Regions from separate parts of the Homo sapiens genome. Here regions 1 and 3 are each linked to region 2. The links are chromatin loops, found by intact Hi-C in ENCODE. Cell type or tissue: HCT116. All regions are shown on one strand.

Evidence for each region. Peaks named below come from ENCODE experiments on the same cell type or tissue, not always from the same donor. Only the 100,000 strongest peaks of a DNase experiment are listed, where the experiment ranks them.
Region 1: a loop joins it to region 2, with 17 times the contacts of the local background. A loop is called at or near these places in 78 of 110 quality-filtered maps.
Region 3: it touches region 2 in a loop (8-fold over the local background); 89 of 110 quality-filtered maps call a loop at or near these places.

Annotation. Positions count from the first base shown.
Region 1 is chr6:36,882,700-36,890,699 of GRCh38, forward strand. It overlaps C6orf89 (chromosome 6 open reading frame 89), which reads left to right and starts at 3,253. Exons shown (of 9, transcript NM_001286635.2): 1 at 3,253-3,329. RefSeq lists an enhancer at 3,013-3,092 and a silencer at 3,313-3,492. In HCT116, CTCF peaks have their summits at 3,054 (motif pointing right) and 3,253; a DNase peak (open chromatin) is centred at 3,132; H3K4me3 peaks cover 2,447 bases; H3K27ac peaks cover 1,187 bases.
Region 2 is chr6:37,014,318-37,022,317 of GRCh38, forward strand. FGD2 (FYVE, RhoGEF and PH domain containing 2) reads left to right here. Exons shown (of 16, transcript NM_173558.4): 7 at 329-387; 8 at 575-721; 9 at 1,451-1,543; 10 at 6,224-6,303; 11 at 6,392-6,422; 12 at 7,195-7,287; 13 at 7,922-8,000. Among named protein-coding and RNA genes, the nearest start is that of FGD2, 13 kb to the left of the region's middle. RefSeq lists an enhancer at 1-201. In HCT116, CTCF peaks have their summits at 4,083, 4,331, 4,530 (motif pointing right) and 7,519 (motif pointing right); DNase peaks (open chromatin) are centred at 4,024 and 4,484; H3K27ac peaks cover 570 bases.
Region 3 is chr6:37,205,938-37,213,937 of GRCh38, forward strand. TMEM217B (transmembrane protein 217B) reads right to left here. Exons shown (of 2, transcript NM_001395378.1): 2 at 6,244-7,059. The coding sequence starts at 7,032. The coding sequence ends at 6,520. It overlaps TMEM217 (transmembrane protein 217), which reads right to left. Exons shown (of 3, transcript NM_001286401.2): 3 at 6,244-7,059. The coding sequence ends at 7,029. Among named protein-coding and RNA genes, the nearest start is that of PIM1, 40 kb to the left of the region's middle. RefSeq lists a silencer at 4,536-4,830. In HCT116, CTCF peaks have their summits at 2,265 (motif pointing left), 4,696 (motif pointing left) and 7,064; DNase peaks (open chromatin) are centred at 2,244 and 4,664.

The sequences.
Region 1 (8,000 bases), 130 kb before region 2:
CAATTGTCATTTTCTTTTTTTTTTTTTCTTTTTTCTTTTTTTTTTTTTTGAGACGGAGTCTCGCTCTGTCGCCCAGGCGGGACTGCGGACTGCAGTGGCGCAATCTCGGCTCACTGCAAGCTCCGCTTCCCGGGTTCACGCCATTCTCCTGCCTCAGCCTCCCGAGTAGCTGGGACTACAGGCGCCCGCCACCGCGCCTGGCTAATTTTTTTTGTATTTTTAGTAGAGACGGGGTTTCACCTTGTTAGCCAGGATGGTCTCGATCTCCTGACCTCATGATCCACCCGCCTCGGCCTCCCAAAGTGCTGGGATTACAGGCGTGAGCCACCGCGCCCGGCCTGAATTGTCATTTTCAATGCATGTTTTCTGGTTGTATAAAAGCTTTCCCATGCAATAGGGCTGATGTTATAACAGTAGATTATAGTGTATTTTCACCAGACAAAGAAAACTTTTTATGATTCACTGAGGACAATCCCTTCACAATCTAGAACCTGCAGATTGGATCGTCTGAGAACACCAGAGAAAGAGAAAGACTGTCCTTGCCATCCACACTACAGCAAAACTTTGGAGCTTTAAACCTTGGGTTCATAATCTCACAGCTGAGAAGGGTCCCTCCACACTCCTGGAACTGTACATCCATTGGAACCCTTAAGGTAAAACTAACCAGAAAAGTTTCTCCCCAGAAGATGGCATCCTTGATTAGAATAGCTTTTCCCAAGATCATAGATCAAAACTTCTACTATCACAAGACTCTTATCTTTGAATATTTTTTCCTTGTTTATGCCTCTATGAACAATAGAAATTAAAAGTGGGTCTATTATATGCACTTATAGGGTATACTTTTATTTGTGAAGGATTTTGCAGCCAGCCTTAAACATGAATAACCTTATATTTCAATAGATAAAAGATGAAGGCCCAATGTAGGTAACAAACTTTAGTGGTACATACATTGCCTCATAATCAGTCAAAACTCCTCTTAACCCACATCATGGATTAAAGAGAACATTGACAAGAGGCCTTCACTCTTCTAGAAAGACATCCATTTGTTAGGTCCTTTTTCCATGGTTTAGAATAAAAGAGGCAATAATTTGAAATGTCTCCCTCATAATAGGCTCTACAGCAAATTCTACTTTAAAGGCTATCGTTACACAACAGACTTTAAATTCTCCTTTGAAAATTATACTAAGTAATAGAATTGGCTAAACAGAAAAGTACCTGTGCAGCTGTTGACACCTGTGGCCTATGGAGAAATACAGCAAATGTAAATTATAAACAATTCTGGCCGGGCGTGATGGCTGACACCCGTAACCTCAGCACTTTGGGAGGCAGAGGTAGGCGGATCCCCTGAGGTCAGGAGTTTGAGAGCAGCCTGGCCAACATGGCAAAACCCTGTCTCTACTAAAAATATGAAAATTAGCCTGGCGTGGTGGCAGGTGCCTGTAATCTCAGCTACTCAATAGGCTGAGGCGGGAGAGTCACTTGAACCTAGGAGGTGGAGGTTGTAGTGAGCTGAGATCGCCGCTGCATTCCAGCCTTGGTGACAGAGCAAGACTCCCTCTCACAAAATAAATACAATAAAAATAAATATCCAGTTGTAGGGGATTAGTGAAAAGACCACTTAGTCAAGCAAGGAGACTCTTCATCTAACTCATTCTTCAATCTATTTAATTTTAGGTGGTTTGGCTTATGGGGACCCTGGGTAAGGAGCATACTCCAAACTCTTGCTATTATCCGCCCGATAATGATAATAATAGTCTCCCTGGTGCACTGTATTCTCTCAAAGATTTTAAATGCTTGCATGCAGCCATCTCTACAACGTCAAATGATCTCTTTTCAACTGGAATAACAAAAACTGAAAGAAATGTGTGACCATGAAGGCACCGTAACCTATGAATGACATGCTGAGACCAGAAACCCAAAATGATGTAACTGAGAGTGGCGCTAAGGCCCTAAGTTCTGGTCACGCTGTCACCTAAGTAAGAACCTGGCCAAAAGTGAGGAATTTTTTTTTAAACAAAATCATGGGAGGCCATTATTTTGGACTGAGCTCATGCACTAGGCACCAACAAACCAAACCAAACTAAAATGGAGTCACTCATGCTAAATGTGACATAATCAAACCAAGGCTTTAAAAAAACACAAAATGCTAGAACAGACCAGGTTTTTTCTCCTGTAAACAGATGTTTCAGAATAAGGAGGTATCCTCTACTCAGCCCTTATTCTCTTCCTGCAAAACCCACTGTTCTACTGTTTCCTAGTGAGTTTCAAAACCATACAGGTACACTTATGACAGCGATAATAACATCAATGACCAAGGTTTTGGTCAATCTCTCAAAATTGAGAAAATGACCAAAACGGGGGAATTGTTAAGGCAAACTAAATATGGCCTGAGAAGGACTCTGTCCTTCTATATTTGAGTCCTTGTGGATGAACTGTAACATAGCTTAATAGTCAAACAAAATTGAAAACCTAACTTAATAGTATACACCTGTAACAATAACTGAGTGGTGGCCAATCCCAGCGGCCATACTTCAACCACTCACAGCCTGCTGAATGTTCAATCTGCGTTCAAATCAGGCAAACACCGAGCTGTAACCAACCTCACTGTTTCTGTACCTTACTTCCGATTCCTGTGCCTCACTTTGCCTTTTTTATCTATAAATTTGTTCTGACCATGAGGCACCCTGGGAGTCTGTGAATCTGCTGTGATTCTGGGGGTTGCCTGATTCGTGAATCTTCCATTGCTCAATTAAACTCCTTTATACTTAATTCGGCTTAAGTTTTTCTTTTATCAACAGAGTAAGCTCTCACTAATGAGTGGGCTGAGTGAAAACTGGAGGGATTTGTTCGTCTTTCTCAAGAGTAGTAGCTTCCAGAAGGAAGGGGCTGCTCTTCATTTACATTTCCCTTCCACTCCCATCCCTTAATGCCTAACATGCTGCCTGGCACATAGTAGGGGACTCAGTAAATGCTTGTTCTATGGATCAGTTCAGCTATGAAGTCTGTGTGAGCCAGTCCAGGTAAATTAGGAAGACAAGGATTTAGGACTGGGGCGAAAAGAGCCAGAACGGAAGAAGGACGCCAGGGGGAGCAAGAACCTACACTCTCCAGATATCGCGAGAGGTCCCGCGCTCGCCACGACACTGAGTGTTCTGTTTTGGGCGGAAGCGCTGGACGAGAGGAGGAATTACTCTAGGGTACAAGGCCTCGCCCAGGAGTGGGGGGTTGCTTCCGGGTCGCGCTCCCGGAAACAGGAAGTTGCCCATCCTCCTCGCCCGGCGGCAGCTGTCCCCGAGGCGGGAGGAGCCCGAGGGGCGCGAGCCCCGCATGTGAGTGACTGGGGCCCGAGGCTGGGTGGGGGGAGGCCGCCCTGTGACAGCCTCGCCGCGCCCGTCTCTGACATCCTCGCGCAGCCGCTTCTCGCCGCTGCTACCACCCTCTATCCCAGCGCGGATCCCTTTTCTCAGTCTCTCCAGTTTTGTAGACTGACAGCATCCCCTGGCAGCTCCCCCGGGGTCGACTCCCTTAAGACATCTGTCACTTTCTTTGACTCCGCCGGGGAGAGCAAAACGAGGTGGACCTTGCTTGAACTTGGTTCTCAGGCATCACAGCAGTGTCCATAACTTGAGCGTTGCTAATGAAGTCCAGATTTCTGCCCTTTTGACGGAATTTTTAAGAAATTAAGAGTAGATTCCCCACCCCCTTCTGAAAGATCTTTTTCTAATAATCGTTAGGGGGCAATAATTTTTTTTCTTTAAATGTGTACTTGGTATGTGATAAACCTGGCATCTTGGATTTCAGAAAGAAATATGACTTGGTTTCTTGACACAAGTAAAATAGTTGTTTGTAATCACCTCTTAGTAGAAGGAAATTTGCCTGCGTCGTGTTTTGTAGTATTTTAAGACTGTTAACCGTGCAGGCCACACTTTCTAGTCTCAGAGCCCTCATAGCCTTTGTATTCGCAAATATGTTTCTTTTAAAGTATTTAGTCATAAATCACTTTATAATAGAGACTACTTCCAGATACTTAGTATTCTGACTTTTCTGATGGCTCATTTGGTAGTTCCTGTGGTGGGATCTTCTATAGACGTCTCTCCCTTAATAAATTCGTTCATTTGAATTTGGGTTGTCAAAATTTCCCTCTAGGGAATAACATGCCTTTAAAATAATAACTAATAAATTCAATTCTGCTACATTGAAGTTTTGACTAAAGGTTCATGTAGCCCAACTTGCATACCAGAAAGAGGTCCTGTTTCTGTCAGACCTTTTCTGCCTTGGACTGAGGCATTTTTCAAGACCTGCTTTGAATACCTGTTCCTCCACAGCTACTCCACACACCAGAAACAATGTCCAAATGCTAGATTCCTAACCTGCTAACCTTAAACCCTCATCACATTGTTGCTACCTCTGCGTTTTTTTGTTTTTTTTTTTTTGAGACGGAGTCTCACACTGTCGCCCAGGCTGGAGTGCAGTGGCGTGATCTCTGCTCACTGCAAGCTCCGCCTCCCCGGTTCACACCATTCTCCTGCCTCAGGCTCCCGACCTCTGCATTTTTAAAAATGAATAAAATAATAAAACATAAAATGAATAAACCATGAGCCACGAGTTACATTCAATTAGTTCGGAATGATAATTTTAGGTCCTTTCTATAAATTTGTTCAACATTGATCTGATTCCACATCTGAGGTGAATTCCCACGTCTGTTCTTAGTTTTTTGTGTTTTCTCCATTTATCTCTGCTTTCAAGAAACACTATTTAGGGTGGGAGGTAGACAGGAAAATAGATGTAATGCCAAGCCCTAGAGGTGCATAGGACAAAAACTGAGGTCAGAGTCTTAAAGAGTTCACTTATTGGACAAAGCACTGGAGACTAGGCTTTTTAGGCAGAGGAAATTGTGTATGCAAAAGCAAAAAGATGTGAAATAGTATGACAGTGTAGAATGTGAAGAAGGATTGATGGGAAATGAAACTGAACAGGTAGGCAGTGACCAGATCATAAAGGGCCATGGTAAGTAATTTGGACTTTATCTTTTAAAAAAGACAGGAATCTCATTCCATCACCCAGGTTGGAGTACAGTGGTGCTATTACGGTTCACTGCAGCCTCGAACTCCTGGGCTCAAGCTACCCCTCACCTCTGCTTCCCAAGTAGCTGGGACTACAGGCAGGCACCACCACACTCGGCCAATTTTTATTTTTATTTTTTTTGTAGATACAGGGTCTTGCTATGTTACCCAGGCTGGTCTTGGAAGTCCTGGGCTCAAGCAGTCCTCCCACCTCAGCCTCCCAGTGTTGGGATTACAGGCATGAACCACCATGCTTGACTTAGGACTTTATCTTAAAATGATTGTTATTAGGTATTTAATTTGTCTGGCTATTGGAACAAATGTGTTACATCATTTTATAATTCTCTGAAATAAAACATTGTGGGGTAGAAATAATTATCCCCATTTTATACATGAAAACTGAGGCTTAGAGAGGATGAGTAGTGTCTCATGGCCACACAGTAAGTGGTAAAATCTAGAATTTGCATCCAGCTTTTTCCAACTCCAGTATCTGTGTTCTTAGTCACCATGCTAAACTGCTCCTGCAGAGGATGGGGAGTCTTGGAAGGTGCTTAGCATGAGCCAATTTGTGTTTCAAAAAAATAAGTGGCCGAGTGCAGCGGCTCACGCTTGTAATCCTAGCACTTTGGGAGGCTAAGGTGGGTGGATCACTTGAGGTCAGGAGTTCAAGACCAGCCTGGCCAACATGGTGAAACCCATTTTTTACCAGAAAAATACAAAAATTAGCTGAGTGTGGTGGCGCGTGCCTGTACTCCCAGCTACTCCAGAGGCTGAGGCACGAGAATCTCTTGAAGCCAGGAGACAGAGGTTGCAGTGAGCTGAGATCATGTCACTGCACTCCAGCCTGAGCGAAGAGTGAGACCCTGTCTCAGAAAATAAAAATAAAAAACTGGACAAGGTAGAGAATGGATTGGGGAAGAGGAGAACTGGAAGTATAGAGATTAACTACATCTTTGTGATGGTCCATAGGAGAGATGTTGAAGACCTTAACTGTGCTGTTAATGTAGAGAGGAAGGGATGAATGTGAGAATTATATAGGAGGCTGAATCAAGAGGACTTAGTGATAGTTTCATTGGTGGGAGTGAGGTAGGAGGAGAATAGTTTTTAAATTTGGAGGATTAGTGTTTCCATTAAGAAAAGAGGTGCAGTGGGAGGAATGAGTTGAAGGGGAAAACAGTAAGTTGGGTTATAGACACATTACATACAGGGAGCTATGGGAAACTTGGATCACCGTGTCTGGTAGGCAGGTAGATAAATGGGTCTTGAACCCTAGAGAGAGTTGTAGACTGGAGAAGAGATTTGGGAATCACCAATAGCTGGTGGTCAAAGTGTTGGAGGGAATAAGAAGGTCAAGGATAACTGGTGGATACCAGCAGAGAACGAGAGAATTATGTTAAGGTTTGAGTACACTTGAGGGAGATAGATAATGGGGTAGCAACAGCAGCTGCTGCAGAGAGGTCAGATAAGGTAATAACTGAAAAAAACGTCCTTCGAACTTGGCGTTTAGAAAGCCATTTGTGGCCTCAGTGAAAGCAATGTCGGTGGAGTGAGGAGGCAGAAATATGATTTCAACAGGTTAATAAATGAATGGAAACCTGAGAAACAAGAAAGTGTGTTACTTTCTCCCCCCAACCCCCAAAGGAGCTTTCCTCTGAAGGGAGGGAGGGAGAGAGTACCAGAAACTTAGAAAGGAACTATTATGGCATTTTTCTGATAGTAGAAACTGGAAAGGGTGAGGATGGAAGCAAGTAGAGGTAAGCTTAAAAATGTGAAGACTTCTTCAAGTATGTCAATGTCCTAAAAGACCAAAAAACAAAAACAAAAAAAAAAAGAAAAACCACACACTGGGGACTTGTTCTGAAGTTAAGTAGATTAAAGAGAGGCATGGCAGCCAAATTCAATGTGTGGTCATTGGTTGGATCCTGGATTTTTAAATAGCTATATGATCTTTTTAAAAAAATTTGATAGTTAAGGAAACTTGACTATAGACTGAATATTAGGTAATATTAAGAGATTACTCATTTTAATGGGTATGGCAATAATGCCAATGGTTGTGTGTAGAATAACGTCGTTATTCTTAGGAGATGCATGTTGAAATATTTAGAAATGATTTTATAATGTGTTGCAAATAACTTTCAAGTAGTTCTGGTAAAAACAGAAAGAAAATATAGCCAAATGTAAACAACTGGTAAATCTAAATGAAGGATATCCAGGTGTTCATTGTACTATTTTTGTACAAAAAGCTTTACACATTTAATGTGTACAGCTTGATGAATTTGGACATAAGTATGCCCTTGTGAAACCATCACCATGATCCATGCCATCAACCTATCCATCACCTTCAAGTTTCCTCCTGCCTTCTTACTTATTATTACTATTAGCAATAAGAACACTTAACATAAGACCTACCTTCTTAGCATATTTTTAAATATACAATACAGTATTGTTAACTCTGGGCACTGTGCTGTATAGTAGGTCTCTAGGAGTTATTCATCTTGTATAACTGAAACTTTGTATTCTTTGCCCAGTACCTCCCTGTTTCCCCCTGCCTGCAGCCTCCTGCAACCACCATTCTGTTCTTTGCTTCTATGAGTTTAGCTATTTTAGATTAATCGCACAAGTGGTATCATGTAGTATTTATCTTTCTGTGTCTGGCTTATTTCACTTAGCATAATGTCCTCCAGGTCCATCCGTATTGTTACAAATAGCAGGATTTCTTTCTTTTTTAAGGCTGAATAATATTCCATTGTATGTATATACTACATTTAAAAAAAAAATTTTATTCTTTTGACACAGAGTCTCAGTCTGTTGCTCAGGCTGGGGTGCCATGATGTGATCTCTGCTCACTGCAACCTCCACCTCCCAGGTTCAAGTGATTCTCATGCCTCAGCCTCCCGAGTAGCTGGGATTATAGGCATGCGTCACCATGCCTGGCTA
Region 2 (8,000 bases):
AGTAGCAGAACTGGGATTTGAACCCATGCCTATGTGATACCAAAGCCCATGCTCCTTCCATTATACCCTCTAGGTCTGGCTTGTTTTGGGAAGCAGTGAGAGTCACCAAAGCCAAACACCTAATGGCTAACGTTCAGTGGCTTCCAGTCTCTCAGCCCTGGGGGGCTCCCGCCATTCAGACACCCCATGGCTGGGCTGCACAGGCAGGGCTGCTCCTGGGGGCTGTCATGGCAGGTCCTGAGGGCCCTTTGTTGAACTTCAAGGACCTCCTGCCCCAGCCACCAGCCCTAGATTCTCAGGGAATAAACTCCGGCCCTGCCCCTTTCAGAAGCCCTGGACATGATCTTCTCAGCTGCCCAGCACTCCAATGCAGCCATCACTGAGATGGTAAGCAGCCCGCCCTCTCCTGGAGCCCTGTCCCCCTCCCTGCAGGTCTCAGCCTGGTCCCACCCATGACACCTATCCCACTGCTGCCCTCACTGTTACCCCCCAGTCCCCGTCCCCACAAGGCAAGCCTTCCAGAAGCAGGTGAGCCCTGCCCAGACTTGGCTGAGGATGCACCCCAACCCCCTAGGAGCGGCTGCAGGACCTGTGGGAGGTGTACCAGCGCCTGGGCCTCGAGGACGACATAGTAGACCCCTCTAACACCCTGCTCCGTGAGGGCCCGGTCCTCAAGATCTCCTTCCGCCGCAACGACCCCATGGAGCGCTACCTTTTCTTGGTAAGAGGGTGCTGGGAGCTCCTCTCCACACTGGGGAGGGAAGTCCATGGGCCACTCTGGCCCGAGTCATACTGCCTGGCCTCTACCTGGCACTGCAGGGGGACAGGGAAGAGAACGCTTCTCTGTCTTTTTCTGCTTTGGCACCCAGATGACTTTGGACAGGTCACCTGCTGCCTCTAAGCCTCAGAGATTTCCAACCCACAGGTTTCCCAGACATGTCCTAGGAAGCAACAGAGTCAGAGTTTGAACCCAGTCTGACTGCAAAGCCTGTGATATTAATCTGTGCTCTAGAGAGCGCACAGCAGGAAGGAGTAAGGTTAGCTACTAGGAAGAACTGCCCTGGGTTTGCACGGAAGAAGCCGGGGGATCTCCTGACACCTGGAAAGGTGGTCCTGCCTGGAGGTCTGGGGAACAGAGATATAACCTCTTGTAAACCCCTGCCATCCTGAGCCCCTGTTGAGAAAGGCCTTGTAGGTTTCTGAGGTCTGCTATGGTCCCTTGTAGGGTGACCCTTCAGTAACCATCCTAGGGGAATTGGGAGCTTGACAGCCCCTTCCTCATCACCTACATCATCACCTGTGATGTCCTGTGAGCAGGCTGGCCAGAGTGTGTTCAAAGGGGAGCGGGTCCAGTGGTGCTCAGCCCATGCTCGGCCCACCCTCGGGGAAACCCCACCTAGCCATCCTCCCTGCCCCTGCCACGGGCCACTCACGCCTGTGTCTCCTGCAGTTCAACAACATGCTGCTCTACTGTGTGCCCAGGGTGATCCAGGTGGGCGCCCAGTTCCAGGTGAGGACCCGCATCGATGTGGCCGGGATGAAGGTAAGAGGCCCCCTAAACACCACTGGGCTCCACCTCAAGGGTAGGACTGAGTACAGGGAGTAAGAGGAGGGGCCAACCAGGTTCTCAATCACAGAACCAAACCCTTGCAGGGCCTGGGCAAACATGGAGATGGAAGAGTGTGGGGCTCTCCCCTCTGGGATCCTAGCCCTCCTGCCCTGTCCTTCCCAGCTTCCCACAGGTTTGGCCCTCCCTTCGCGGCAGTGCATGAGCCAGCTTGGCCTTTCTGTGCTTTCCCTACTGTTTATACCACTGCTTCAAAAACTTTCATGTGTGCGCGAATCCTCTGGGCATCTTGTAAAAATGCAGGTTCTGAATCAGGAGGTCTGGGTGGGGGGGTGCCTGAGATCCTGCATTTCTAACCAGCTCCCAGTTAAGATGGGCTGACAACTGACCCCACCTGCAGGATTGTGAGAATTAAATGAAATGAGACATATCCTGGGCAGTGTATGCTGATACTGTAGGAGCACAGAACACGTTTTGAGTAGGAAAGGTCTCCAGTGTCAGCTCAGCGGCTGGCTTGTGTGTGTCCCCATCTACCTCATCCAGAGATTATGGCAAATGAGCAGGGCCAGTAGTCCATGATGGAGCCCATGGGGGGACCACAAGATCCTCCTAACAGCCCCATGATGCAGGGGCTGTTAGAATCTTCTGGATTTTTTTTTTTTTTTTTGAGACCGAGTCTCACTCTGTTGCCCAGGCTGGAGTGCAACAGCAAAATCTCGGCTCACTGCAACCTCCACCTCCTGGGTTCGAGCAATTCTCCTGCCTCAGCCTCCCAAGTAGCTGGGACTGTAGGCGCGAGCCCCCATGCCCGGCCAATTTTTGTATTTTTGGTAGGAGAGATGGGGTTTCACCATGTTGCCCAGGCTGGTCTCAAACTCCTGACCTCAAGTGATTCACCTGGCTTGGCCTCCTAAAGTGCTGGGATTACAGGCATGAGCCACCACACCCAGCCTGTTTTTTATCTTTTAAAAATATTTTAATTTTACTACTTAAAAAATACAGATTATACACATTCTAAAGTCAAACAATATAAAAAATATATACAATGAAAGTCTCCGCCCGACTCTATCCCCTAGTTCCCCTTCCTGAAGGCAATCCTTGCTTCTTGTGAGGCCTTCCAGAGGTGGTCTTCGCCTAGCAAACCAATAACATATAATAGGATTGTTTCCTCATTTATGCAAGAAGCAGTGGTATACTCTACACATTTTTCTGCACTTTGCTTTTTTTTTTTTAACTAACTGCAAATGCTGGAGACTGAGGTGTCCCTGTACTTGAGAGCTTCCTCATCCTCCTGCCCAGCTGCATTGCGTCCCACTGTGCAGATGCACCGGAATTTCTTCAACCAGTCTTCTGCTGAGAGACACTTAGATTGTTTTCAGTTGTCAGCAGCTGCAAATGAGGCTGCAGTGAATAGCCTGGTACAGCCTGCCTGTGTGTGAATGTATCTGCAGTTAATCCCATTTTTAAACATGAGAAAACCAAGGCCCTAGAAAACCTTTCTAACTTAAATAACTTGCTTGAAGGTCATATCGCAAATGCTAGTTCGAGTGACCAAGCCAGGATTCAGATGCAGGTGTAACAAAGGCTGGCGCTTCTGCGTCTAACCACCACGCTCTGCTGTCGCCTATTAAGGCTTCAATCCAGAGGGTTCAAGACTATGGTGGAATTTCTGGCATCGTGGAGGACACAGCCAGAGAAGCTTCCTGACCACCCCTCTCTGCTGGCTCCTGAGTCCTGGTGTGTCCTGAGGGCTGGGACTGGAAGAAGCAGAGGTCTGGTCTGGCCCATCTTGTCACTCTCCTATTCAGCATCACCCCTACCCCCTTCAGCCCCAGAAGGGAGCTGCAGGCAGGAGTTGAACCAGAATGCTCTACCCTCTAGAGCCCCTGGGGCCTCCAGAGACCCCAGCAAAAGAGCCCCACCCCTGCTCCTGACTGGGGTTGCCTGGCATCTGGAGCAATCCAGGGCCTGGGGGTGGGGTGCAGCCTGGGAATGATGAAAGCTGATGAGGGAACATGGGTTCACAGCTCACCCCGACACCTGAGCTGACTGAAGTCTTTTAGGAGTGCAGCCCCGGCCCTGGCATCTAGCTTTCCATCCTGAAGGGGCCAGAATGTCACATAGACCAGGGCGTGTGCAGGCTTGTATGTCTGGAGTCCTTGGTGAGTGAGGCTGAGAAAGGCAGGTTTATAGAGAGCTACAGACAGAGAAATGGAGACGGGTGGCCCTGCCAAAGGACTGTCAGAGACCCAGGCATAGAAAAATAGAGATCGACAGATAGGAAGGCTAAGAAATATAGAAACCAAAACAGAGTCATAGAGAGAAAACAGAGAGAGCCGAGCCTGAGAGCATCAGATGCTTTGGGTGTGTGTTGAGAGCTCACCAGCCCTGTGTGTGCCGGGTCTCTGGAGTCTGCTAGTCTCGGCTAACATGTCTGATACTCCAGCAGCCGCACAGCACCCTCTCCTGGACGGCATGGGCTTGGCAAGTGCAGAGCTGTCCACTCACCCTACTTCTGTGCAGGAACCATTTTCTGAGTCTGTGATTTGGAGGCAAATCTTGCCTTTGACCATCATGATGGTTCCTATTGGCCTATGACTCCCTGGCCTCCTCCTTCCTAGGTGTCAGGGAGGCCTAGTTCACAGCAGCTGATTCTCTCCAAGGTCTGACTTGGTCTTAGTATTTTGCCATCCCCCACAGGGCCAGCCTGGGAAGAAGGAAGGGGTGTGGACACACATACCTAGGGGCTCCACGTACAGTTGTGCAGGTTGTACACTGCACAAGGATACCTCATCTAAGAGGATGTCTTCTGCAGCCAACTGCAGATTAGCAGACTATGATATATCATAGATGGTATATTTATAGTGAGAATTGTCCGGCAGATGGCAGTCAAATGTCTTGTTCCAACAATATCTAGGTATTATGCCAGTTTGCCAACAGATGTCAGTAAAGTGTTTTGAGGAAGGCTGTCCTTTTCTAATTACTACAAACGTACTGTATGGACTAGCAGGGGACTGAATTGACCTAGCCCTGGGGAAAGTGGTTGAGGCTCAGCTCAGCACAGTTCTGGAAACTCCTCTTGAAACCTGCTGGGGAGCTGGAAGCCTCTGTATGAACATCCCAGGGGCAGCCTGGACCCTCAGGTCAGGAGCCCCCAGTTCCCTTTTTTCTGTCAAAAGCATGATATTTCTTCCTGCTTCTGGACTGCAAACCTTGGATTTCTCCCTTCTTTTCCCTTTCCCCTCTCCCTGACCCAGTTAGAAACCTCTTCTGTCTCTCCAGTGCACCTGGGCAGGCCAGGACCATTTATGATGTTGCTTCCTAACTGGCCTTTGGGCTACAGGTTTGTCCCATTTGGCCCACATCCAGCCTGTCATCCCTTGCACACAAAGAGGTATTTGGCTCTTTCCCAAATACCTCTTTCCACATGACCGCCTCCTCATTGCCAAGGGCATCGAATCCAAATCACATCAGCCCCTTCTAAGGCAAAGACTGGGGAGTGAGGCTGCAGACTAGGCCTAACCTGAGGAAAGATGTGCTTGTACTCAGTGCTGTCTGGGTTATGGTGAGCTGCCCTGGAAGTGTGCAAAGGCCTGGCCACCACATGGGAGGCAGCAGAGGAGCTCAAGTGTTTGAGGAATTTAATGGCAACAAAGTTGCCCCACACAGAAGCTCTTGTGCTCTCAGCCTGTGTCTTAGGTTCTCTTTGCAAATCTCTCTCCACACCGTCTGAAGGAAGTGTGCTTACAGGACTCTGGGGGTAGGATGGAAATAGATGTTCTTCCATCTCACCCTTGGGGGCTGAAAACCTGGGGTGGAATCCTTCTTTTGCCCCTTAGGTGCTGTGTGACCTCAGGCAGCTCTCTTGCCCTCTCTGAGCATCCATTTCCTCATCTCCTAAATGAGGATGATAGTATCTGCTTCCCAAGATTGCTGTGAAGATTATTTTCTTCTTCTTTTCTTTTCTTTTCTTTTTTTTTTTTTTTGAGACAGAGTCTCCCTCTGTCACCCAGGCTGGAGTGCAATGGCACAATCTCAGCTCACTGCAACCTCCACCTCCTAGGTTCAAGAGATTATTGTGCCTCAGCCTCCCGAGTAGTTGGGATGACAGGCATGCGCCACCATGTCCAGCTAATTTTTGTACTTTTAGAAGAGATGGGTTTCACCATATTGCCCAGGCTGTTCTCAAACTCCTGGCCTCTAGTGATCTACCCGCCTTGACCTCCCAAAATGCTGGGATTACAGGCGTGAGCCACTGCACCCAGCCAAGGTTATTTTCTTTAATGTTTTATTATGAAAATTTTAAAGCCAAGAAAACGGTATAATGAACCTCATATACTCATCCAGTTTTGAAATCTAATTTCCTTTTTTGTTGAATCCATTGTCAAAAATTGTCATCTCCACGTCACACTGGGTCAACTTAGCTGCTGCTAAAATTCCAGGAGCCATAGGTTCCATTTGCTTGGAGCGAGGCCCAGTTGCAGGGGCATTTGCTTGGCTCAACAGGATTAGAGAGGTGGCGAACAAGCTCTGCATCCCTGTCTCTCGAATTTGAATTGTCCCTTGGGCACAATCCACCTCCCTCCCCTCCACAGTGCTGTGCCTGGGACCCGGGCTATGATGAGTCTGAACTGGTTGCCTCCCTCCTCTTGGCAGGTGCGGGAGCTGATGGATGCTGAGTTTCCCCACTCCTTCCTGGTGTCCGGGAAGCAGCGCACCCTGGAGCTGCAAGCCCGGTAAAGGAGCTGGGGTGGCGGCCCAGGGCCAGGCGGGAAAACTGGGAGGGGCTGATCTCCTCAACACCTGTGTTCACTTTCCGAGCAGGTCCCAGGAGGAAATGATTTCCTGGATGCAGGTATGGGAACGCTCCGAGGCTTCTGGGAGTCTTTTTCCTTTCTTTCTTTTTTCTTTTTTTCTTTCTTGGTACTAGACTACCTTGATGAAGCTCCTGGGATTCTCCCTAGCCTATTTGGGCTGAAGGGGAGGGAGTGGTGTATGTATGCATGTGTGTGTGTGTGTGTGTGTGTGCATGTGTGTATGCATGTGTGTGCATCTGTGTGTGCATGTCTGTGTCTGTGTGTTTGTGTGTGTGTTTGTGTGTATGTGTGCATGCATGTGTGTGCGTGTGTACATGTATGTGTGTATGTGTATATGTGTGTTTGTGTGCATGCATGTGTGCATGTGTTTGTGTGTATGTGTGTGTTTGTATGCATGTGTATGTACGTGCTTGTGTGTATGTGTCTTTGTGTGTCTGTGTTTGTGTGTGCGTGCGTGTGTGTGTGTGCATGCTCCCACACCTGCGTGTGCTCAGCTGCTCCCTGCTCTTCCTAAGGAGCTGCTCTGTGGTAGTTTGGAGACCGATCTGGGTTCCTATCTTGCTGCTTCTCATTGCCTAGCTGGGCAGTCCAGGGCCAGTCACTTACCCTCTCTGAGCCTCAGTTTTTACATCTGTAACCTGGGGCTGGTAGTTTCTCCTCCGATAAGGCAGCCCGCGTGTGTGTAGAATCCAGCGCCTGGTACCCAGTGGGCTTTCAGCCCTGTCTGTTGCATGCACGGAAGGATGGACAGAGGAGCAATCCCTCCCTTCCACACCTCAAGCCCCGACCCTCCCCCTCCCTGCACCCCAGGCCTTCCAAGCAGCCATTGACCAAATCGAGAAGCGGAATGAAACCTTCAAGGCTGCGGCCCAGGGGCCTGAGGGAGACATCCAGGAGCAGGAGGTAAATGAAGGCTTTTTCATCCCTTGCTGGAGCCACCAACCCAAATAGAGCTTGTTCCCTCTCTGTTCTGCCTATACCAGCTCAGAGGGAGAGGGAGTGTCATCTGCCAGGAGAGACTGAAGGGACCAGGGGAAGCCTTCCCAGCGCATCCCCCGACTCAGGGCCTGAGCATTCCCCTTTAGCAAAACTTCCTTTGAGAGCCTGTCTGCACAGCTGTCTTGGGGAAGTGTTTCACGTCTCTGCAGCTCCAGCTGCAGGGGGCAGTAGGGTTTTGGGTTTGAAAGTATCTGAGAAATACAAAGTCTCAGGGAAGATGGAAGGTGAGTGAGGTGGGGGCTGGGGAGGATATCTGTGGTTTGAGTTCAGATTTGAGCTGAACTCTGGCTTGCTGAGTGACTGCTGAGTCATTTGACCTCTCTGGGCCTCAGTTTCCTCACTTATACAATAGGAATAATGGTAACTAACGTATCATAAGGTCTCGATCAGGTCAGTCAGCTTGCTGTAGAAGCCCCAGGGAAGCCCAACACAAAGAATCCCTGCTACAGCAGGTGGGCACAGGGCCCCAGGCCCTGGGAGGATGGGCGGAAGAAGGTCACCAAGGGCCCATTCCTGCCCAACTCCCCTTAACCCACAGCTGCAGTCTGAGGAGCTGGGCCTCCGGGCACCGCAGTGGGTCCGGGACAAGATGGTGACCATGTGCATGCGCTGCCAGG
Region 3 (8,000 bases), 190 kb after region 2:
GACACTATCGTCCCCTGCACACAGCCCCTCCTGTCACCCTAGGTGGAAATGACTGAAAAAAGCTTACAGATCTGCTATCCCAGGGGTACCTGCACCTTCTCAGGCTCCCAACTTTCCTTTTCCTCCCTCCTTTCTTTTTTCTTTTTCTTTTCTTTCTTTTCTTTTTTTTTTTTGACACAGGGTCTCACTGTCACCCAGGCGGAGTGCAGTGGCGCAATCTTGGCTCAATGCAACCTCTGCCTCCTAGGCTCAAGTGATCCGCCCACTTCAGACTTCCAAGTAGTGGGGATACAGGTGCGCACCACCAGCCAAACTATGTTTGGCTAATTTTAATTTTTATTTTTATTTTTTTGAGACAAAGTCTTGCCCTGTCACCCACACTGGAGTGCAGTGGAGTGATCTCAGCTCACTGCACCCTCCCGGGTTCCAACGATTTTCCTGCCTCAGGCTCCCGAGTAGCTGGGCTACAGGCGCCCAGCACCACGCCCAGCTAATTTTTGTATTTTTTGGTAGAGACGGGGTTTTGCCATGTTGGCCATGTTGGTCTCGAACTCCTGAACTCAAATGATCTGCCCGAACTCAAAGTGCTGGGATTACAGGCTTGGCATGAGCCACCGCGCCCGGCCTAATTTTTAAATTTTTTGTAGAGATGAAGTCTTACTGTATTGCCCAGGCTGGTCTTGAACACCTGGGCTCAAGCCATCCTCCCGCCTCAGCTTCCCAAAGTGCTAGGATTACAGGCGTGAGCCACTGCACCCAGCCTTCTTCCCCTCCTTTCTAAGGGCTAAATCATGCTATCTTCCAGGACTCGGCTTAAAGGTTTTCTCCTCCAGGAAGACTTCCCTGACTCTCCACCTCCAAGGCCCCCTCCTGCGGCCCCCAGTGCTTCCTCTAGCACCTATCGTCCTGGGTCCAGATAGCCTAAGTGGCTTGGCCCCTCGCTAGGCTGGGAGCCCCTTGGAATGTGGGCTGTGTCTTGCTTCCCCAGGTATTCCTCAATTCCTAATTCACGGTCTGCAACACAGTAATAAACTGTATGAAGAAAAGTAGGACGGAAGGCTGGGGGATCTTCACGGACTGAAAGTGTCAGGGGTGGGTGACAGCCCTTAAGAGTGTTGCTCTTCCCGGGGACACCTGCACTGTTAGAAAGACTTGTTTTCCACTTGGTGAGATGGAGCTGGGAGATGAGGTGGTGATTCTAGTGGCAGCAGTTGGTGTAAGGGAACAGGACTGGGAAAGGAGGAAAGGAATAAGGGGCTGAAATCGTATCCTTTGTCGGTATTTTCCTACCTGTGTCTAGATTCTTCACCAGAGACTGCAGAATTGAATGAGAGAAGAAAGGAGTAGGAACAGGAGGCTGAAAGAACAGTAATAATTTGCCTCTCATAGGCCGGGCGTGGCGACTCATGCCTGTAATCTCAACACTTTGGGCAGATCACCTGAGGTCAGGAGTTCAAGACCAGCCTGGCCAACTTGGTGAAACCCCATCTCTACTAAAAATACAAAAATTAGCCCAGAGTGGTGGTGGGCACCTGTAGTCCCAGCTACTCAGGTGGATGAGGTAGGAGAATCGCTTGAACTCAGGAGGCGGAGGTTGCACTAAGCCACAATGGTGCCACTGCACTTCAGCCTGGGCGACAGAGACTCTGTCTCCAAAACAAAAACAAAACTGAGAGTCTATGTCCATTCATTCCACAAATCTTTATCAAGCACCTGCTACATGCTGGGCATTGAACTAGGTGCTGGGAAAACATCAGTGAAGTAAATATGGTGCCCACATTTTTGGAGGGTGGTGGGAGAGGCAACTGTATAGAGTAAGTCAGGTGATAGTACATGTTATGAAGAAATGTAGCACAGTAAGTGGGAAAGAGACACATGGGATGGTAGGGAGGGGCTGTTTCACACCCATTGGTAGGGAAGGCCTCTCTGATGCCTTCTGAGCAAGAAAGGAAGCTGGTGAATAGCTGGAGTAAGAATATTCTAGGCGGAAGGCACAGTGAGTGCAAAGGCCCCGAGGCTGGAGTGTGCTGTCTGTGTTAGGGTGAACGAAAGGAAGACAGCATGGCTGCAGCAGAGGGAGGCGGAGAGAACAAAATGGTTAGAAAGCAGATCAGAGGGTGACAAGGGACTGGGTTATTTAGCAGCTGGCATGCCGTGGTAAAGACTTGGGATTTCTACCCTGAGTGTGGTGGGGAGCCCTGGCAGGTGAGGACCGGAGTAGAGGAGGGACTTGATCTGACTCAGGTTTCAACAGGAGCCCTCTGGTGGCTGGGCGGAGAACTGACTGTAAAGGGAACACAGTGGCATGGGGAGGCCAGTCAGGAACTGCTACTGCAATAGCCTGGGCAAGAGATGGTGATGGCCTGGGCCAGGGAGGTGGCAGGGGAGGTTATATGAAGTGGTTGGATATGGATCTATATTGAAGGGTGGGCTGATGGGGAGTGGTGAGGAGTTAGATTCAGGCTGAGAGAAAGAGAGGACCTAAGGATGCCTGCTGGGTCTTTAACTTGAGCAATGGAAGGGTAGAGGTGGCAAAGACTGGGGGTTAGGGCAAGGTATACGGGAGAAAATCAGGAGTGTGGATTGGGATACACTCCCCAATTTTTATTTATTTATTTATTTATTTATTTATTTATTTGAGATGGAGTTTTGCTCTTGTTGCCCAGGCTGCAGTATAGTGGCGCGATCTCAGCTCACTGCAACCTCCACCTCCCAGGTTCAAGCAATTCTCCTGCCTCAGCCTCCTGAGTAACTGGGATTACAGGCACCTGCTACCATGCCCGGTTAATTTTTGTATTTTTAGTAGAGAGGAGGTTTCACCATGTTGGCCAGACTGGTCTTGAACTCCTGACCTCAGGTGATCCACCCGCCTCAGCCTCCCAAAGTGCTGTCATTACAGGCGTGAGCTACCATGCCCGGCTACATTCCCACATTTTAAGAAAATTAAAAAAAAAAATTTTTTTACATCAGTTGGATGCGGTGGCACACCTGTATTCCCAGCTACTCAGGAGGCTGAGGTGGGAGGATCGCTTGAGCCTGGAAGTTCAAGGCTCCAGTGAGCTATGATTGCACGACTGCATTCCAGCCTGGGTGACAGAGTGCAACCCTGTCTCTAAAAATCAAATAAAAGTAGAGACATCCTGAGTGAGACCCTGAGAGAATCTGAGTCAGAGAACCAGGTGAGCTGTGTCTGGACTCCTGACCGCAGAAACTAAGACAGAATAAATGTACTGTCTTAAGCTGCTAATTTTGGGGTAATTTGTTATGCAGTAATAGATAACTAGTACATGTCACATCTCTACAAAAATGTCTCTACAACAGTAACCACCCCAAAACATATCCTGACTGGGTATGGTGGCTCATGCCTATAATCTCAGCACTCTGGGAAGCCAAGGTGGGAGGATAGCCTGAGGCCAGGAGTTCAAGACCAGCCTGGGCAACATAGGGAGACCCCATATTGTATTTAAAAAAAAAAAAAAGAGTTGTGTAGGGGAGGATCTGCTTCCAAGCTCCCTCATGGGGCTGTTGGTAGGATTCCGTTCCTCACGGGCTCTTGGTTAGTGACCTCTGCTCCTGGCAGTGTGAGCCTTTCCATAAAGATACTTTCAACATGATAGCCAGCTTCCCTCAGAGAGCGGGCAGCACTGACGTCATCGTCTTCTGTAACCTAACCTTAGAAAGGACAACCCATCGCTTTTGCTATGTTCTCTTTGCTAGAAGAGGATCACTGGGTCCTGCCCACATCTAAGAAGAGGTGATGAATGTGAATATCAGTTCGCAGAGATCTCTGGGAACCATGTTAGAGCTGGCTACCACATCAAGGAAGCAACTGCATAAACAAAGCCAGGGTTTAGGGGAGAAGTCCAGGCTGAAGATGTATATGGGGCTTATTAGTGATGGGTCTGGACCAGGTGAGCTGGGAGTGAGTGAGACAGAGAACAAGACCAAGGACTGTGCCAAGGGCACTCCGGTGTTTGGAGGTCAGGAAGATGAGGAGAGGCCAGCAAAGGAGACTGAGGAGAAGGGGCCAGTGCGGCAGGGGAGGGATGGAGACGGAGGCAGAGGGGCTACCAGAGAAACCTGTTGGCAGGAGAGAGGGATCAGCAGTCAAAAGCCACTGCAGGACAGGTCAGCAAAGGTGGAGAACTGACCACCGGCTTGAGCAGTGTGGAGATCACCTTGACAAGAGCAGTCCCAGTGGGGCGGTGGGGGTGAAACCTAACTGGATGGGTTCTAGAAAGAACAGGAGACCAGGAAGTAAAGGCAGAAGCAACCATGCTTTTGAGGAGTCTTGTATAGAGGATAGCACAACCTTGCGTTTGAGTGTCTTAAACTTTCTCAACTAAAGTAACTCTCAGCTGAGGTGATTCCTGGAACTCTGCTTCTGCCTACACTTCTTCAACACACAGGTCTCCAGTTCCCCAATGTTGCCCAGGTCTACCTCCCACCGTAGCGACCTCAACCGGGATGGGGAATCAGAACCCAGAAGTTGGCCCATGTTTTATATTTTGTGTTTTGGTACTAGCAAGTCACAATCAGACAAGGCATGCCTTGTGAGACTGGGGCAGAGACACACACATTAGCTCCCAGTCATCAGCTGGAAGCTCCATAAATCCTGAACAGCCACCCTTGGAGGATCTGGTTTAGGGGCCAACAGCTCTAAGCAAAAGCTTATTACTGACTGCCATCTTGTGGTCATTTGGGGAACTGGCCTAGGTTTAAATCCGTGGTGGAAAGAGTTGAGTGAATTGTAGGATAGTACCTGGCACTGAGTGTTCAGTAAAAGCCAGCGACTGTCATTACTATGCTCATGGTTTGGAAGAGTATGGCCAAAACAAACAAACAAACATGTCTCTTGACTTCACTCCCAACATTTTTCAAGGGAAAAGGAACTACCCTAAAAGGAGGTGTTCCTTTTTGTCTTGGTAAAAGTAAGAATGAATCAGGGAGCCGACTTTCGTGTATGAAGTCAGATGATGAGATGCAAGTCCTGCTTTTGCTACCATGTGACCTTGATCTCATCACTGAAGCCCAGTGAGTCTCAGTTTCGTCAAACCATAAAACAGGAGCATTAGGATGAAGACTGCACAACTGGTGAATGTGAAGAGTTCTCAGGAAAAGCGGCACTCCTAGTTCAAGGCAGGGGCCTGCTGGCTCTCAACACAGAGCTTGTTGCTTTACAATAGTGTCTCTCAACTAGGGGCAACTTTGCCCCCCCACCACCCCCACCCCATGGGATGTTTGACAATGCCTGGAGATATTTTGGGGGGTTCTTTTTGTTTTTCAAAGGGTTGGTCCTTGTTTTTGTTTTGTCTGTTTGTTTGAGACAGAGTCTCGCTCTGTCACCCAGGCTGCAGTGCAGTGGCGCGATCTCGGCTCACTGCAAGCTCCACCTCCCAGGTTCAGGCCATTCTCCTGCCTCAGCCTCCTGAGTATCTGGGACCACAGGCACCCGCTACCATGCCTGGCAATTTTTTTGTATTTTTAGTAGAGACGGGGTTTCACTGTGTTAGCCAGGATGGTCTCGATCTCCTGACCTCTTGATCTGCCTGCCTCGGCCTCCCAAAGTGCTGGGATTACAGCCGTGAGCCACCGAACCCGGCCCTGTTTGTGTGTGTGTGTGTGTGTGTGTGTGTGTGTGTGTGTTTGTGTTTTTGAGATGGAGTCTCACTCTGTCCCCCAGGCTGGAGTGCAGTGGCACCATCTCAGCTCACTGCCACCTCCGCCTCCTGGGTTCAAGTGATTCTCCTGCCTCAGCCTCCCGAGTAGCTGGGATTACAGGCACCCACCACCACGCCCGGCTAATTTTTGTATTTTTAGTAGAGAGCGGGTTTCACCATGCTGGCCAGTCTTGTCTTGAACTCCTGACCTCAAGTGATCCACCTGCCTTGGCCTCCCAAAGTGCTGGGATTACAGGCGTAAGCCACCATGCTGGGCCGATAGGCTAGTCTTGAGCCAGCCATACATAGTTATTGAAATGGAAATTAGCTAAAAAAGAATAAAATTTAAAATTTGATTACTGGGTTGTAATAGCCACATTTCCAAGTGCTCAGTCGCCACACATGGCTAGTAGCCAGCACAGATAGAGGACATTTCCATCAGCACAGGAAGTTCTACTGGACAACACTCCTCCAAAGGACTCAGCAGAACCGGCATCTGTGGGCCAACCCATAAAGGAAGAACTAGAAACTAAGGAAGTGCAGAGGAGAGGGGACAGTGAGAGGCAAAAACAGACACCAGTGAGATGGTTAAGTAAGCACAAGGCCACATATCATTAACTGCTAAAACAAGTCACACAACACATCTGTAAAATAATTGATCCGCACAACCTGCCCTCTCCCGAGAATCATTCCTCAGTGCGTAAAACTCAAAAGCCCTGACAAACCAAGCAGCATCAACAGAAGACAGGCAGGGTAGGGAGGGTTCCATTGTTGAGGAACACCATTCCCTCCCACCTTTCCTGGCATCTGGCATGGTTCAGTTTAACTTCCGGTACAACATTCCCAGACGGACAGGTAGTCATGAGTTCACTGCAATGGTGGAGCAGAGCCTGTGGCGGCGTTTCCTGCCCACAGTCTGGGATTCCTTGTAAAGGTTGTATGCATGCTTGACGATGAAGGGCAGACAGAAAAAGTGCAGGAGCATGTGTGAGATTTGGAAGATCCAGTGCAAATAACTCAGCGTCTTGAAGTGATCTTTGATGATCCCGTTGAGGAGCAGGACTATGGAGAAGTTGATGAGCTCGTAAGTGATGATCCACATGGCATAGATCAGCAGCCCCATGTAGATATTCTTGTGGATACAATAAAAGAGGAAGCAGCCGATGATGATGGTGGTGAGGGAGAGGCCAGTGCTGATATTAGCCCTGTGGAACAGGGTCCAAGTGACTAGCTCCGACTTTGAGTCCACGTAGATGCTGAACTTGGCCTCATAGCAAATGTGTGTCTTCTGGTTCAGGTCAAAGATGAAGAACTGGGTGGTATTAAGGACAGAGAAGATGCCCACCATGAGGGAGAACATCCTGACATTCATTTTATACTTGTTTTACCAGAGCACCTCCTGCAGGAAGAAAATCATACAGACACGTGACAAGATGGCAGAGGTAGCCTTAGACAAATCCCCCAAGTCACTAGATATAAATCAGAGAGCTAAGAGCAATGATGGTGTGTGGACAGGCAATAGGCTGGAAGTTAAGGGACATGGGGTCTGGCCCGTGCTCTGGCCTAACTTGCTAGATGTGACCACATCATTGAGAAATGAATGTATCACTGGCCTGGGACTTCCTAAGTAGCTTCCAATTCTGCTGTTCCAGCTTCAGCTTTGCTTTAAAGTGGCAAAAAGAGTGCTCCTGTTGATGTAGGTTTGTGGGAATTCAGAGGTTCCTGTATTGAGGATAACGATGGTATGAACGAAGCTCCCATCTGGGGAGTTTGCTTCTCTGAAGTCAGAAAACTCTCATGGCTCCTCAAGGGCTTGGAATCATCCCTGACATCCTCTGCCCCCACTACTCTTTCCTTCCAAGTCCTTAGAAATTTCCCTGATTTGCTCCCTGGGCATGGCCCAGCCTTGTCCCAAGTCACAGGGTTTGGCCAGCAGGAATGGAATGGGTAAAGGTTTATGGATCCAGGCAAGACTCTGCCCAGGGCCAAGATGCCTTAACAATAAGCCACCATTGTGCAGGTGAAGGCCCAGCAGGCAGACCTCCAGCTGCAACCTAGGTTACACCTGAGCTCTAGAGGTCAACTCATGGCAGGGAGCAGGAACCTGGTGCCCGAGCCGACCCTGCTGAGGGCATGTTGATAATGGGGGACCTAAGGCTGGAGTAGGCTGGGCCTACAGCGCAAACGTTCCTCCACAACCTGAATCTTCTTCTTACTGGCTCCCAATTCAGAGGACTCCTGAGCAAACCTCTCTCCTCATCATTCACTACACTGGCGAGCTACCTCTGTTGTGGGGCAAAGGAAGGGGCACAGTCACACATTAGGAGAACACAGGGCTGT